2 separate regions of the Homo sapiens genome follow, and region 2 is linked to region 1. A link is a contact called in ENCODE Hi-C or POLR2A ChIA-PET data. All regions are on one chromosome and are shown on one strand. Each heading gives the region's core, a stretch centred on a gene start or an enhancer-like site at or near the end of the contact. The rest is flanking DNA. Distances are from core to core; before and after follow the strand shown. Region 1 holds the start of LINC00472 (long intergenic non-protein coding RNA 472). Region 2 has its middle 9.5 kb from the start of MIR30C2.

What was found. Hi-C counts contacts between places; a loop is a spot of excess contacts on that map. ChIA-PET counts read pairs that join two places held with the same protein, here RNA polymerase II (POLR2A). Pooled maps may share reads with other maps.
Region 2: a map of endothelial cell of umbilical vein shows a loop between it and region 1 (6-fold over the local background). The contact joins the enhancer-like site here to the promoter of LINC00472 in region 1. A Hi-C loop is called at or near these places in 28 of 168 maps with a recorded cell type or tissue (Calu3, IMR-90, MCF 10A and 14 more) and 24 of 50 pooled maps. POLR2A ChIA-PET finds 5 or more read pairs at or near these places in 8 of 52 experiments (GM12878, HEK293T, MCF 10A and 5 more).

Annotation. Positions count from the first base shown.
Region 1 is chr6:71,416,909-71,423,967 of GRCh38, forward strand. LINC00472 (long intergenic non-protein coding RNA 472) reads right to left here and starts at 3,837. Exons shown (of 3, transcript NR_121614.1): 1 at 3,158-3,837; 2 at 412-484. It overlaps LINC01626 (long intergenic non-protein coding RNA 1626), which reads left to right and starts at 4,119. Exons shown (of 8, transcript NR_121615.1): 1 at 4,119-4,193.
Region 2 is chr6:71,383,013-71,390,116 of GRCh38, forward strand. No RefSeq gene overlaps it. Among named protein-coding and RNA genes, the nearest start is that of MIR30C2, 9.5 kb to the left of the region's middle. Within about 2 kb of position 3,424, at least 4 of the 41 ENCODE cell types and tissues checked have a DNase peak (open chromatin) inside an H3K27ac peak, as active enhancers do; they include PC-3, PC-9, endothelial cell of umbilical vein and 1 more, where a contact is called at or near this core.

The sequences.
Region 1 (7,059 bases), core at 2,587-5,086:
GAGATTATAGGAGCCATTATATGAGTTTGTAGATTAAAGTTTTGACAACCAAGAACAGAGGTGCCTGGGCTTAGCCACACTTGCTTGCCAAATTATCTGCTTTAGGACTAAAGTTTTTGAAATCTGAGGCTTGAAGGATGTTGAAGGGACAGCCCTCCATCCACCATTCTTGTCTGTTCTCTCTCAGGTCATCCGTCCCTTAGGGTCCATTTCCAATCATTTGCTTGAAACGGTATATCCCTAGTTGAACAGAACGCTGGGACTGCCACTCCCACAAATCACCAACAGGTTAAGGAGGATGGTGGGAGTATCCCACTAGTAGGAGGGGTCTGTGAACTGTGGTCTCTTGAGCCTTGTGTCCCAAAGCAGCCTTAACTCTGCTTGTAGGTGGTATATTCTATGTTGATTTACCTGCAGAGGTGGTTTCATGAAGGGTTCCCTGGCCACATGGCCCAACTAAGAGATGATGCCAACATGTCTGGTGCTGTAGGGGAAATGATCAGAGCAGTGAGCATCTGGGGAGATTTTAATGTTCCTGGAAGAAAGCAACATGAGCATTACAACTGTGGCAAGAAAACTCTAACACTAATTCTTAAAATTTAGTGTAATTAACTCTCACTTCTGAAGGAGTTCATTAACCCATTTATGCCAGAGGTTGCACATTTTTTTGCGAAAAATCAGACCTTGGCAATGACCTCGAGCCGTAGGATATAAATAACTCCCACAAGCTCAGCATTCCAATAATGGAACACTAGGCATAAATGGGTTTTATGAACAGAAATTCTAGGTTCTGTTCACAGACATTCTGATTATGTAAATGTGGGATGTGCCCAGGATTTTGAAGTTTTGTAAGCACTACAGGTGATTCTGACACAGGTGATCTAAGGACTACACTCTGAGATAAACTGCTGTGATCTCTTACAAGATAGCCCAGCCAGCAAATCTGCACAGAGGAGAACCCATATTCTACAAAAATAGCCTGTTCAAATATCAATGCTAAGTTCTAGGTTGAGTGGTTACTTTGAAATAAGGCCACTAGGCTTTCCAGAAGTTGCCAGGTTTACAAATGGTGAAGTGGTGGGGGGGCGTTAGTATTTTCCTGATGTCACCAAATAGACCCTCAGAGGAATAAGGGCATCTCTCACTGCAGTCCACATTCCACATTATACCTCTTCTACACAAAGTGATTGTCTAGAGTGAAGACCTTCTTGGCAAGATGCTACTTCCAGTGCTTAATTTACATTTGGTGATACACTGACAATAATTTTTCCTCACTGTGGATTTTGATTTCAAAAGGTATACTTTCCTTCATGTAACTAAATTGGTTTATTTCAAGCTATTTTAAAAATGAATTTAAAAACAGCATTCAAGTGAGATATTATGGTTACGATTAGGCCATTTAATTAGACATCCAATCACAATGCAAACAGCTACTGATTATTTAAGAAATATACCTTTACAAACGTTCGTGTTCTTCAAACAAAACTAGGTCATAAAATGTACTACGTTAAATCAATACTGCTATCTTTCTCCTAGAAACCCTATCACTTGTCTTTGTCTCTTTTCAAATGCGTATACCTGTTTTAAAGCATAAACATTTAGGCTAGATACTGGAACTAAGCTCTGTTTTTCTGCCAGTTCTTTCTTTGATACTTTCATTCTCTCCACTAAAGCATGATCATCATTCTCTTTAAGGATGAACAAGATGGACTTTTAATTATTGTCATCTGAGTATTTTATTCAGCAAATATTGGTTGAGTATCTATACTTATGCACTTACTTTTGTAAAACACTTTTGTTGCTATAAGCTCCATGAAGAGAAAATGCCCAGTGGAGTACCTGAAATCTAGAATTCACTCTCATGAAATGGTGAGAAAACTGAAAGACTTTGTCATTTACAGAACAAAATAATTTCTCCTGTATACACTACTGACAAAGTACACATGCATTATTTAAGAGAATTTTGGTTATGAAAAATGTGTGATTTTACTGTTTAGAGAAAAAAATGCAGGTTATCATGATAACCAAAAGTTTACACACCATTGTCTTGCAATACAATCTGTGACGACAATATTTCAATACCATTGCCGGACTAAACCTTTAACATTAATTATTTATCAAAATTATACATGCCACTAACACATCTCAACAAAGAAGATTATGTAAGTGAGCTGCCTTGGCGTCAGTAATACTGAACACAGTAGCTATTTTCAATCCTTCATTAAAATTAGATCAAGATGTACTTGCATTATGTGTTGCTGTTCCTGTAAGGAAGACTTACATTAGTTTTAAGATTTACTTTGGGTATAAGTGACATTTTCCTCTCTTTTTTGACATTTCTTTTTCTTCTTTGTCCCCTCCTCCACTGCCCGCACCCCCCCAACCAAAAAAAGTTTTCAGTATAATACAGAAAACAAAAACACAAACACCTGCCCTGTTCACTCTCTCTTATGCATAATAAATGCTTTGTTCTCCCCCTCAACTGGATCCGGCAGGGATCGCCCGGGGGCACCTGCCACTTCACCCTCAGACTTGGCTCTCTGTCCCCACCCTGGCCCCTAGGATTCCAAATGGTGCAGCAAAATACGACAATCCTAAGGTTCGTAAAATAAGCAATGGATAGTGAAGGAAAGCCTTTAAATGTTAGTGTTTTAAAACATCAGACTTAAAAGTTACTTCTGAGTAGGCTGAAAGGTGAATCCAGGCGCATGTAAACATATCCTGGCCTATCGCTTGATAACTCGCGCACCGTGTTGAGGCCCTAGGAAAATCTCAAAAACGGAGATGTAGTCTAAAAACTGGACGACAGCATAGACCACGTTGCTGTGGCCCCACATATTACCCACGAGAAAAATCTAAGTGGTAAAGTCACTGGTCCAAGGTCAAGCTGAGCCAGTCGCAGGCAGGGCTAGTCCGCGACCTTCTAACCTTTCCATCTCCCACCCAGCCGCGCACAGGCCCTTGGTCGCGCCGGCACCCGAAGAGTTCCCACGGATACGGTTCCCAAGTCAGTGGCATGTCAGTGCCCTTCAAGCTACCGCAATTTTATTTGTTCTCCCCGCCAGCTCCATAAAGTATTAAAGGCTCTCTCCACGACTTCTTCCCAAGCCCAGGTGCCCTAAACCACTTGAGCCCACGGCGCCTAAAGCCGACTCACCCGCAGCCCGAGGTGCGGGAGCCCTCGGACGGACTCCGGCCCGCCCCGCAGTCCCCACCGGCCGCGCTGCGGCCCCGGCTGACGACGAGTCGAGAAAGTCACCCGCGATGACCGCGGACGCGAGGGGCGGGCCGCGTCGCGCCGCCCCGCGGAGGCGCCGCAAACTTTTCCCGGTTCGCAAGTTGCCGGGATCTGCGGCCGCGGACCGACTTCCTTCGCCGGCCACCGGAGGGAGGGGGCGCCCCTACCCCGGGAGGGGGCTGGGCGAGCCGGGAGACGGTCAAGTTGGGGTCGGGGGAGCGCGGGCGCTCCGCACTCTGGGGCACGCGGGGACGAGCCCGGCCGCATTGTCTGCGCGGCCTCGGAACAAGCACGGCCGGCGGTGGCACCGGCGGGCGCGGGGAGGAGTTGCCGTCCCCTTTCGCCGCCGCCGCCCACCGCGTTCTTTGTGTGTCTCTCGCCGCCCTCCAGCCGCTTCGCCGCTCGCCTGACAGCTGATGGGCTCACCGCGCCGGGTCCCGCGTCCTCTCGGCCGCAGCCGGCGGAGCCCGGCCCGGCAGGAGGAGGAGGGGAGAAGAGGAGCGTTGACAGATGCTGTCTTGGAGCGGGCACCGCCGGGGGAAAAGTCTGGACTGCCTCGGCGAGAAGCGGCCGGTAGGCAACCGGCCCCAGCCTCGCATTCGCCTCAAAGACCCCAATTGGCTAGGAGCCCTTCCCTCCGCAGCGGCTCGCGCAGCTCCGCTCTTGCGCCCCGCGCCCGGCTCAGCGGACGGACTAGCGCGCCCGGTCAAGAATCCTGGGGAACCCGCTCCGCCCCCTGGCTCCAGCGCCCTCCAATGATGTCGGCGTACAGAGGGCTGTTCCGCCCAATCAGGTGTCGGAAAGCCCAGCCAGTCCCCGGGAGTGTAGCCAATAGAAGGCGACTCCGGCAACACACCCGCCCTGATCCACTAGGAACAAACCGCTCCGAGCCCGGGTGGTGGGACCGATCCTGGAGCCCAGATCAAGCCAAGTCCGGCCAAAGCTGTGTCGCAAAGTAAGAATCTGAAGACAGGTCCGGTGCTTAAATGACTATTATTCTAAAGAGTTGAAGATGGGAACGGTGGACGCACAAAATCTTTACCCTCGGCTTAAAACGCCTTTTCTGGCAAAAGTTTGTGTATGAAAGAAAGCTGAACAAACACGTTGTAGCACTGTTTAAGTGAAGGCCTTTCCTTTTAGAACACTGCTTTACAATGCCTAATCAGCCGGCGCTCAGGTTGGTGCATTCAGAGACCCGAGCGTTTGTGTTCCTAATAAGTTTGCTAGAATGTCAGGTAACTGAAGCAGGTTAGTTTCTATCCTGCCCCAAAACACAGACTGTCACTGGCACCACCATGTTGTGGTTTTTTCCATGAATGAAAATATAAGAGTTCTGTATGTAAATCATCTTTATTGTGAACTTTATTTCTATAATAAAGTCACACAAACTATCTTTAGTGGAAGTTGGATGAAATACCGGAAAAGAAGAATGTAGAGATAGATGATAGATATGTAGGATATCTCTATCCATCTGCCACCCATCTATCTATCAAGAAAGGACTTGAGTAAAGCACTGGCTATAAACGACTGTACCTTTTGATCACAGGACCTTACAAATAATAGGCACACTAGTTATTTGTTTATTTGATTTGAATAGGATGACTCATTTGTTACTGTTCATATGAAGTTTATAAACTTCATTGAGTTGTTTACTGAAAGTGGACTACACCATGACGAAAACAGTATTTGGCAACACATATTTGCATCTTTTAAAATAAAATTACACTTATTTGTACTTCAAATAGTTACGTCAGTTTATTTCTTCGGGTAATAAACTGTGCATTTAAAAATTTTTGTACACATGTGGCATGTTCCTTCTTTATAAATTATTTTGATGACCAAATACATTTTTTAAAGGGTGATCTGTACAATGAACGGAAAGAAGAGAGAGATCTCAAACAAGAAAAATATGGCTATATTACCTCCTTGCTTTCGTGATTGAAACTCACCATGACTTACCACATTAAGTTCGGGGGATAACATGACCCCTGAAATAAAGTTTTATCAACAGATCCAGGTTCTGGATTGACCTTGAGCCAATCTCTTAATGACTAACTCTGTTACAAGAGAACAATACGCCTGGCTCTACCTGCCTCCTTGGGGTGCTGTAAGATCCCTCCAAGATAGTGTTTGTCAAGCACTTTGCTTTCTGTAAAATACTGTGCCAAGTGCAGAACAGTCTTAAATGTGTTATTATTCTCTGTTTATTATCAGAACATTAATATTTCCTCGACTGCACATTTTTTCAACTGAAGTATATTTTTGAGCCCATCAGTTTTCTCTCAAAATAGATCTGAATGAAACTCCTGCCTGTTCATTCTAGATCAAAGCAGTACTTTCAGGGTTTCTTTCTCTTTTTTAATGAAGAGGATGTTAGAAGAGAAGAATACTGAGGAAAGAATTCTGGATGGAAAACGTTCGAGAAATTTTATTCACTCTTAGTGTATTCCTCTTAGTATATTCCTCAAAAACAAGATGTATCATAATGTCCAGTTTAATACTCTGTTCATAATGTTTAAAAACTTAAGCAAGTTTCAATGTATATGCTTAAAATAAGTTAACGTATCCCATGTCTGCTAATATAGTTTTAGATGGAAGTTGTAAATGGCTGGGTCAAAGTTATACCCATAAATCAATTACTGAATTTTAAATTTTGGGGGCATTTATTGAAGATTCACTTATCACTTTTGTACTTGTCAAAGAGGAAAATAAATGTGTATTTTTAGATTCCATGTGTCATAATATGTTTACTTTTTCCCAGAATATGGAGTCTAGTACAGAAGTTTAATTACTACTTCAAACAAATGTACATATGGTAACACTAGAATGTAAAATTTGCTGAATTTAGTTGAACCAGCAGTTGTAATTTTCAGTTAATTAACTGTATGTATTTCATTTTCTGAGTGAAAATTGTGGAAGAATTTATCAATATGAATATGCATGATTTACTAAGTATAGTTAAGTCAAAACCAGTGTGTGGTAATTTCCTGATAATCGACAAGTCCATACCCATTTATTACATGGAAATGAATATTTCAGTGATTGTCTGGGTAATATTTGTGATTTCACTGTGGTGATGTTTCATTCACTAACTGATATTTTCAGTTTTTCATCAGCGATTTTCTCATCAGTTGTCCAAAATGGAACAAAAGAGCTGAAGCTATTTTAGAGAGCTGTCAGTTTTAGCACATTTTTAAATGTTTATGAGAGAAATTGACTTTGGGGTCGGTTTTAGGATTTATAAAGATGGTTTTAAAAAAATACATAGACATAGACATTGGTAAAGGTAATTAAAAAAATACATATACATCTTTTATAAGTTGCCTCACATGATCTGTGGTAATATGACTATAATATTATTTTCTCTGTATCTTTACATTTAATTTGCTATCATCTTAAGATTGCTTCATCAGTGAATATAACGAATAACTGGATTTATATCTTCTTGATTCTGATAGTTGAAATGCTTCGGAATGTCTTGTCTTGGACAAATCAGAGTTCCACGTGACTTCTCAACAAATAACCGAGTCTAATTCATTAATCTGAAAATGATGTTCTTAGGAATAATTAAATAATATCTATATAGAGAGAAGAGAAAAACGATTAGCTCTGTTTTTCTTTCTATTTCTTACATGGATGAGAGAAAAATGCCTTTGTGAATCACAACATCAGATCCCTTTAACTCTCCTTTTACAAAACTTATGTTTTGTTGATTTCTTGAACCCAACCATGTAGTTTCCTTATTGTGTGATGTATCTATGGCAGGAAACTTTTATATGCATATGGAGTAACAGAGAGAAAATTTCAGAAAACATTGGTGA
Region 2 (7,104 bases), core at 2,174-4,673, 34 kb before region 1:
ACGCGTGTGTGACAGGGAGGGATATCTGGAAACGATAGTGTGAGTCACCACTGGAGAAAAGAGGAGGGGATGGGACTAGAACTTGGGTATCAAAGATGATTTCAACCTTATTGGCAATATTTTAAAAGGAGAATGTACTCATGTAACATGTATACAAATTTGAAAATTACATCTGGTCATTTAAATTTAAATTCTTTCTTGAGCCAAATTAGAGATAGGGTTCACTTGAAATTCTAGCTTCCCTAGACAGTTGATTAACTTTGTGACCTTGAGTACTCTTAGAACCCTCTCTGAGCCTCAGCTTTTATAAAATGATAAAACACTATGGTATCTTACAGGGTATAAAGGTACATTCTCAGTAAGTATACATTCTCAGACGTACTTTATACCACCGGTCCCCAGCCTTTTTGGCAGCAGGGACCAGTTTCATGGAAAACAATTTTTTCATGGATGCGGGGGCTTAGTGGGGGTATGGTTTCAGGATGAAACTATTCCACCTCAGATCATCAAGCATTAGTTACATTCTCTTAAGGAGCGGGCAACCTAGATCCCTCACATGTGCAGTTCACAATAGGGTTGGCACTCCTATGAGAATGTAATGCCACCACTGATCTGACAGGAGGCGGAGCTCAGGCTGTGATGCTCATTTCCTACCACTCACCTCCTGCTGGGCAGTCCAGTTCCTAACAGGCCCTGGACCAGTCCAGTTCCGTGGCCCAGGGGCTGGGGACCCCTGCTTTATCCCGTACTGTTGGTATGAATCTTTCCAATTTTACCATGTAACAATGTCTTTCTTCTTCCAGCCTAACTTCATTTTTTTTTCCCTGTATTTAGTGCACAGATCTTTTTTTCAAGCCAAAGGTGGAAATGTAAGGGACATTGGCTGCTTTCTCCATCAGGGCTTCTGGCCCATGTCTCTCTGTTATAGAAAGTGATGTGCAACCAGGATGGGAGAGGCCTCTTGTCATCCTAGTTGATAAAATGATTCCTTACAAAAAATGGTCTAGAAAAAAAAAAGAGTAACAAATTTAAAAAGAATTTTTTTAAAACCTCAAACCGTACCACCAGGTGTCACTATAACCCAAAGCACTGCTGGTAATTTTTCCATTCAATTGTAAAGAAATGCAAAAACTCCACATTTTAAGTAAATGAGTACTGTCTTACAAGGCTTTCCCTGTCAGTAACTTACGTTGCCATACAGTTACTAAACTGAATATTCTAAACAGATGAGAAAAGGCACAAGCCTTATTTTTTTTAAAAAATTGTAAATAGTGATTAATGAATGCTAAATGATTTACAATGCAGTAAGATATTTATGGGTCAGGAATTTCGTATTTTCAGTTTGGCCTTTTGGTGGGAAAACCTGAAGGTCCATATGATTATGGTGATCTGTCATTTAACTGAAACAGATTCGTCCAGGGAACAAGTGAGTCCAGCTGACTGCCTGACATTTTTCTTGTTCTATACTCTATACTCGGTTCACCTCTTAAAGATATAAAAAATAACAATTGAAAATTCTAACTAGTAAAATTATAATAATAGATTACAAAATTCATTTTAGAGATAATTTATTTTAATAACTACCCAGATATTTTAACATCCTTTTCATACTGTTCTTAGTTTCTTAAAGACAAACTTGTAGCACTGCATTTTGTGTTTTAAAAAATATAGATGTAATGTATATGGCAACTATAGCACCAAAGGATAGACGGGAGGTAAGCAGAACTTTAGTGTTGCAAGATTTATATATGTAAAACCAAGGTTAATTCGCAAATAGTTTTCATTGTGATAAATTAAATACACATATTATAGTCCCTATAGTAATCATTATAAGAAGAATGCAAAGAAATGTAGCTTTAAAAAGACAACAGAATTAAAATGGTAAAATAAACATTTAACGTAAAAGAAATCAGGAAAAGAAGGACTGAGGAACAAGCAATATATGAGAAAAATAGAAAACAAACAGTAAAGTGGCAGAACTAAATTCAGCTAGATCACTAATTACAGTAAATGTAAGTGGACTAAACACTCTAATGAAAAGTCCTGTTGGGGCCAAGCTGTATATAAAAGCTAGACACAACTATATGCTATCCATAAGAGGTACACCATTCAACCTCAATGGCTTAAGCTTTAATCTATCTGGCTATTTTCCATTATGATAGTTTGCTTCTCATTAAAAGTGGAGTCTCCTACAATTATCCATTGTCGACTTGTGAAACAGCAACTGTCTCTATCTTGGTCATTGTGTTGCCTTATAGGTTTACAAGGTCATAATGGGCAAAAATCATGTTTACCACATTATACTACCAACTGCACACTCCTCCATGTGGGTAAGGATTATATGTACTTGGTGATGATAACATGCTTTTATCACTTAGATTTGCTTCAGAAAACACAGCTGGTACAACATGTTTACAGCTGTAATTCCATCAGTTACTGTTAAAACTGAATATTATAAATTCTCCAAATAGTTAGAAAAAGAAAATGTACTAATTAAAATGTAAAAATAGTTCTTCCATTGAATTACCTGAATAAACCACATGCTAAAACAGTTCTGGATTAATGATTAATCAGGCTTTCATAATATTAATAGCTAACATTTTTCAGTGCTTTCCATGTTCCAAGCACTGTGCAAAGTGCTAATTATCCTAACACTGCAAATAACTCCACACAGAAGAGGAAGCTGACACTTAAACTTGCTCAAACTCACCCAAGAGTTAGATCTAAACTCAGATTTACTTTTTCCAGCATCTATGTAAACATGCACAACATAGAGAAAGTATAAATGAAAGGAAGTACATTTTGGTTCTAAAAGCTTGATATTAACATTGATTGATATTTTAAAAGTAGGCAAGGCTCAGATGTATCTGACTATTCCACAGCCTCTTATGACTTCATGGGGAATTATATAGGATTTCAAGTTAATTCTCTGGGGATCATGCAATGTCTTTATCAATCCTTGTCTATCAACATTTGAATATGCAAAAATGAAATCAAGAATCTCTGCTTCCCTTCCAGGGCTATGTGATATATCTCTGAAGAAGAAATTCAAATAAAATATAGAGGTAACTACTTTTTTGTAATTAAAAATTCAAGCCGATGAATTTTTTGTTAGCATTTTGCAACTACTACATTAGCAACATTTAATATATAATATAGACAGTGTAGGCACGGCTGCAGTAAATGGAATTTTATTAGCTTCACTGCTTTTGATTTGGTGACATTGCTTAAGGTAATTTATCATAAGGAAATAAAGTGATAGAAACCAAAATGCTATATGGAAGTATTAGTCATCAAAATGAAAACAATTTTAACAGTAATTTGATACAACGTGGTATGTGGATATAATACAGTCATTTAAGTGATTAATATGATGTCTATGTATAGTATACGTTTTTTTAAAAAGCACAAACTACTACTTTCAGCATACCCACATGATTACATTTGCACAAAAATGGACAGGTACTGGGAGGTAACAGGTAAAAACCAAAATACTTGGCTTTGAATAGTAAGATTGTGAATCATTTTTGTGGGCGAATTTTTATTATGGTTTTCCCAATGTTTCAACAATTTTTACGACAAAGGAGAGGAAAGCACCTAGTCTCACAATGATGAGACTTAGATAATTGATGTAATGCTCTTTTTAAGTAGATCAAACCAAAGATGTTGGCTTGCCACACAATAACTGACTTTGCTTTTAAAACAGGAGCAAAAATGTAAAAGTTTCTCAGGTAGCTGATTATATTCAGGGAAACCTGAATAAGAGACTCTTTATATTCTAATACAACTTCTGACAATGATTTCTTTTCAGCAGCACTGAGGGTGGTTCCCTTATGCAGTTTTTTTTTTTTTTGGCTATTGTATACTAACATGATAGAATGTTTTGATGAAAAACAGGACCCAGTAGAATTAAGCAAAGAAGAAAAATGTACTGAAATTTTTACAAATCAGTATTAAAATATTTTGGTAGTTTGTTTCAATACTTAATCTTTAAGTCTTTCTAATTGTGTTTATCCACACAGATCAGATTTATCACAGATCTTTATTTTTTCCATTATATTAGATTTTGCTTCTGTTGAATAAAATAAACTTATGATGAAAAGTCTTATAAAAAAACATGTCTTTTGTTACCTTTGCAAAATCAAGACTCCGAATCCAGTCTAATCTGTCTCCTCCCAAGCAAAAAATCTTGGGGAAAAAGCTGAAATGCTATTACCTGAAAATTTATGTAAGATTGTACATTTACTTTCCAACCAGTCTGAAGGCTGAGGAGTTTGCAAGGAAAGCAAGAAAAAGTTAAAATGTCTAAACAAAAGCCTGACTGGCTCCAAATCTAGTTGCTTAATCACCAGGGCCCAAGTGGGCAGTAAGAGACATCTGTGGGGTTGAAAGCAGCAGAACTTACAAACTTCAAACATGTGTTTCCCAATCATCTCTTCTGTCTCCCCAGAGGGATAAAAATAAAGCAACATTAGTTAAATCTTGAGGAGTGAGTAGTCACCTTAGAATTAGGTCAAAAAAATGAAAGGTAAAATCAAATTAGCCATTTCTTTATCTTATTCATTGAATATTCAGAGTTTGAGGAGAGAAACTGGAGTGCCTGATTGATATGCAACTTTCAGTTAACTACAGGCTTCATTTATACTTGATATTCTGGCCTGATTCATTCTGATAAGTTGACACATTCCAATAGGGTTGCTTGTGATAAAGGTTAACGCATTGCCCTTTATGCTTATTATGCTTTCTCTACAAAGACATATTCAATAAATATTTATATTAATTTATCTTTTTGTTTTGAGACAGTTTATAGGGTCATATGAATGGAGTCAGGAGATCTATGTTTGAAGCTTGGCTCCACTTACTACTTGTGTGACCTTGAGTAGGCTATGAATTTTAGTATACTCAACTTTAAAACAGATGGTGGTGATAATAGCAACTCTGTCATTAAGATAAACCTCAAGTTTCTTATTTGACAAAATTTAATAGGTTCTTCTTTGTGTAAAAGAATTTAAGGGCTATGTACCAGCACTGTTCTAGGCTATAGAGACTCAGCAGTGAGTCCCTGATATCCTGGCATTCATGGAGTCAAATACAATTAATTAAGATATTATATAATTTCACAGGTGGTGACAACTGCTGCAAGGGGAAGTGCAGTAAGCCAAATGATCCATTTGAAGGAGAGCTATTTTAGGTGGAGGTGGTGGTCAGGTAAGGCCTTTCTTAGTAAAGTGGTATTTGACCAGAAACTAAATGAAGCAAGGGGAGGGGCGGGGTGAGTCATATGTGTATATCTGGCATCACACATCTGCCTAATTTTATTTAGGCAAGTTTCCACATATAAATGTGACATACATTTGTACAGGAAGCTACTATATAGAGAAACAGGAGTTTGAAAGAAGCCTGGGGATTAAAGAGACCAGCAGGAAATTATATAAAGAAAAAGTGGAAGAATATGTCAGTGGAGAAAAGGAAACTTTTTTCTCACATGAAGCTTCTGCAGTTGAGCACAAACACTGTGGTCTACAGGATCCCTAGAGAGTGGAAGGGAAGCTGAGTACCTAGAAGTAGGCTCCTGCAGGCAGCAAGCTCCAAGGGGTGCTTAACTATTCCTTTCTGCCAATCTTTCCTAGTGGGGCTACTCAACTTTAGGTACAAGGATAAGCTGCACTGGAAAATAGGAAAAGGAACCCAGTTAGGGTTGAATAGGGGTCTTGGGCTGATGATCTTGTTTCTTCACCCACAGTCCTTTTGAGATCTGTGCATAGGATACAATTAACTTAGAAATCAGTATAAGAGTCAGCCCAGGTGTAGTACATACCTAAATAAAGGACTTTCTGAAAATGATCAATTTCTCCCTCTGTATAAATACTGGGATAGGTGTTGCATAAGCAATTCTTTGAAAACTCTCTAAAAGAATATTAAATGTAGGCAATGTAGAAAAAAAGAAAAAAAAACTGACTCATTGTTCTCCTGGGCTTCCTCTTCACTCTGTGGCAAAGAGTCCAAATTCTTATATGGCAGTTCTAAGTTCAAAGACATTTACTTCAGATGACAGTGCCATTTTTATAGCATGTTAACCAGTTACGTGAAACAAGCTCTCGCTAGTATGTGCTTGAATTACTGGCCTGAAAAGTCTATTAGTACTAAATGTTTTAGGAAACAAGCTACTCCAAACTTCAGTTTCTTAGGGGTTATCTGTTACACAGTTCAATTAGTTAGTTTCCCAATCCATCTAGACTTCAACATTGAATTTGATTTTACAATCTCAGGGACTTGAAAAGCTTCCACTTCTGCAAATGCTATTTCCCAGCTCTAGTCTGTCTACCACTTACTCACAATTAGCTGCTTTACACTCTCACCACACCCTTCAGCCTCTCTGAGAGCCAGGCAGTAACGGCCATTTCTGGGGCTACATCTAAGTAGTTCACAGCTGTATCCTAAACTCTCAGCATAGGGTCTGGTTCAGAGTAACAACTTAATACGTATTTATTAAGTGAACAAACAAATGTCTGAAATCCTCTGTCTTGGATCAGCAATTATCGGTTATCTTTTCTGAGAAGCTTGGAGAGAAGGTGCGCAGATATTTATTTAACAAGAGTGTTAATTTTTATTTCCTCCCCTTTTTATCTGATCACTAGATGGGCAGACAGAGAAAATGTATTAGGCAAAGTCTATATGACTAAGTCTCTCAAGATGTCCACGTGGGGAAATTTAGTCTGAATCCGAATACCGTTAGGGAGATTTCACAACTGCTGCACAAATATGCTCTAAAGGAACTGATGGGCTGGGCGCGGTGGCTCACGCCTGTAATCCCAGCACTTTGGGAGGCCTAGGCGGGCAGATCATGAGATCAGGAGTTCGAGATCAGCCTGGCCAGCATGGTGAAACCCCGTCTCTACTAAAAAAACCACAAAAAATTAGCCAGGCATGGTGGCGCGCATCTGTAACCCCAGCTACTCGGGAGGCTGAGGCAGGAGAATTGCTTGAACCCAGGAGGTGGAGGTTGCAGTGAGCCAAGATTGTGCCATTGCACTCCAGACTGGGTGACAGAGGAAGACGCCATCTCAAAAAAAAAAAAAAAAAAAAAAAAAGAACTGAAGAAAC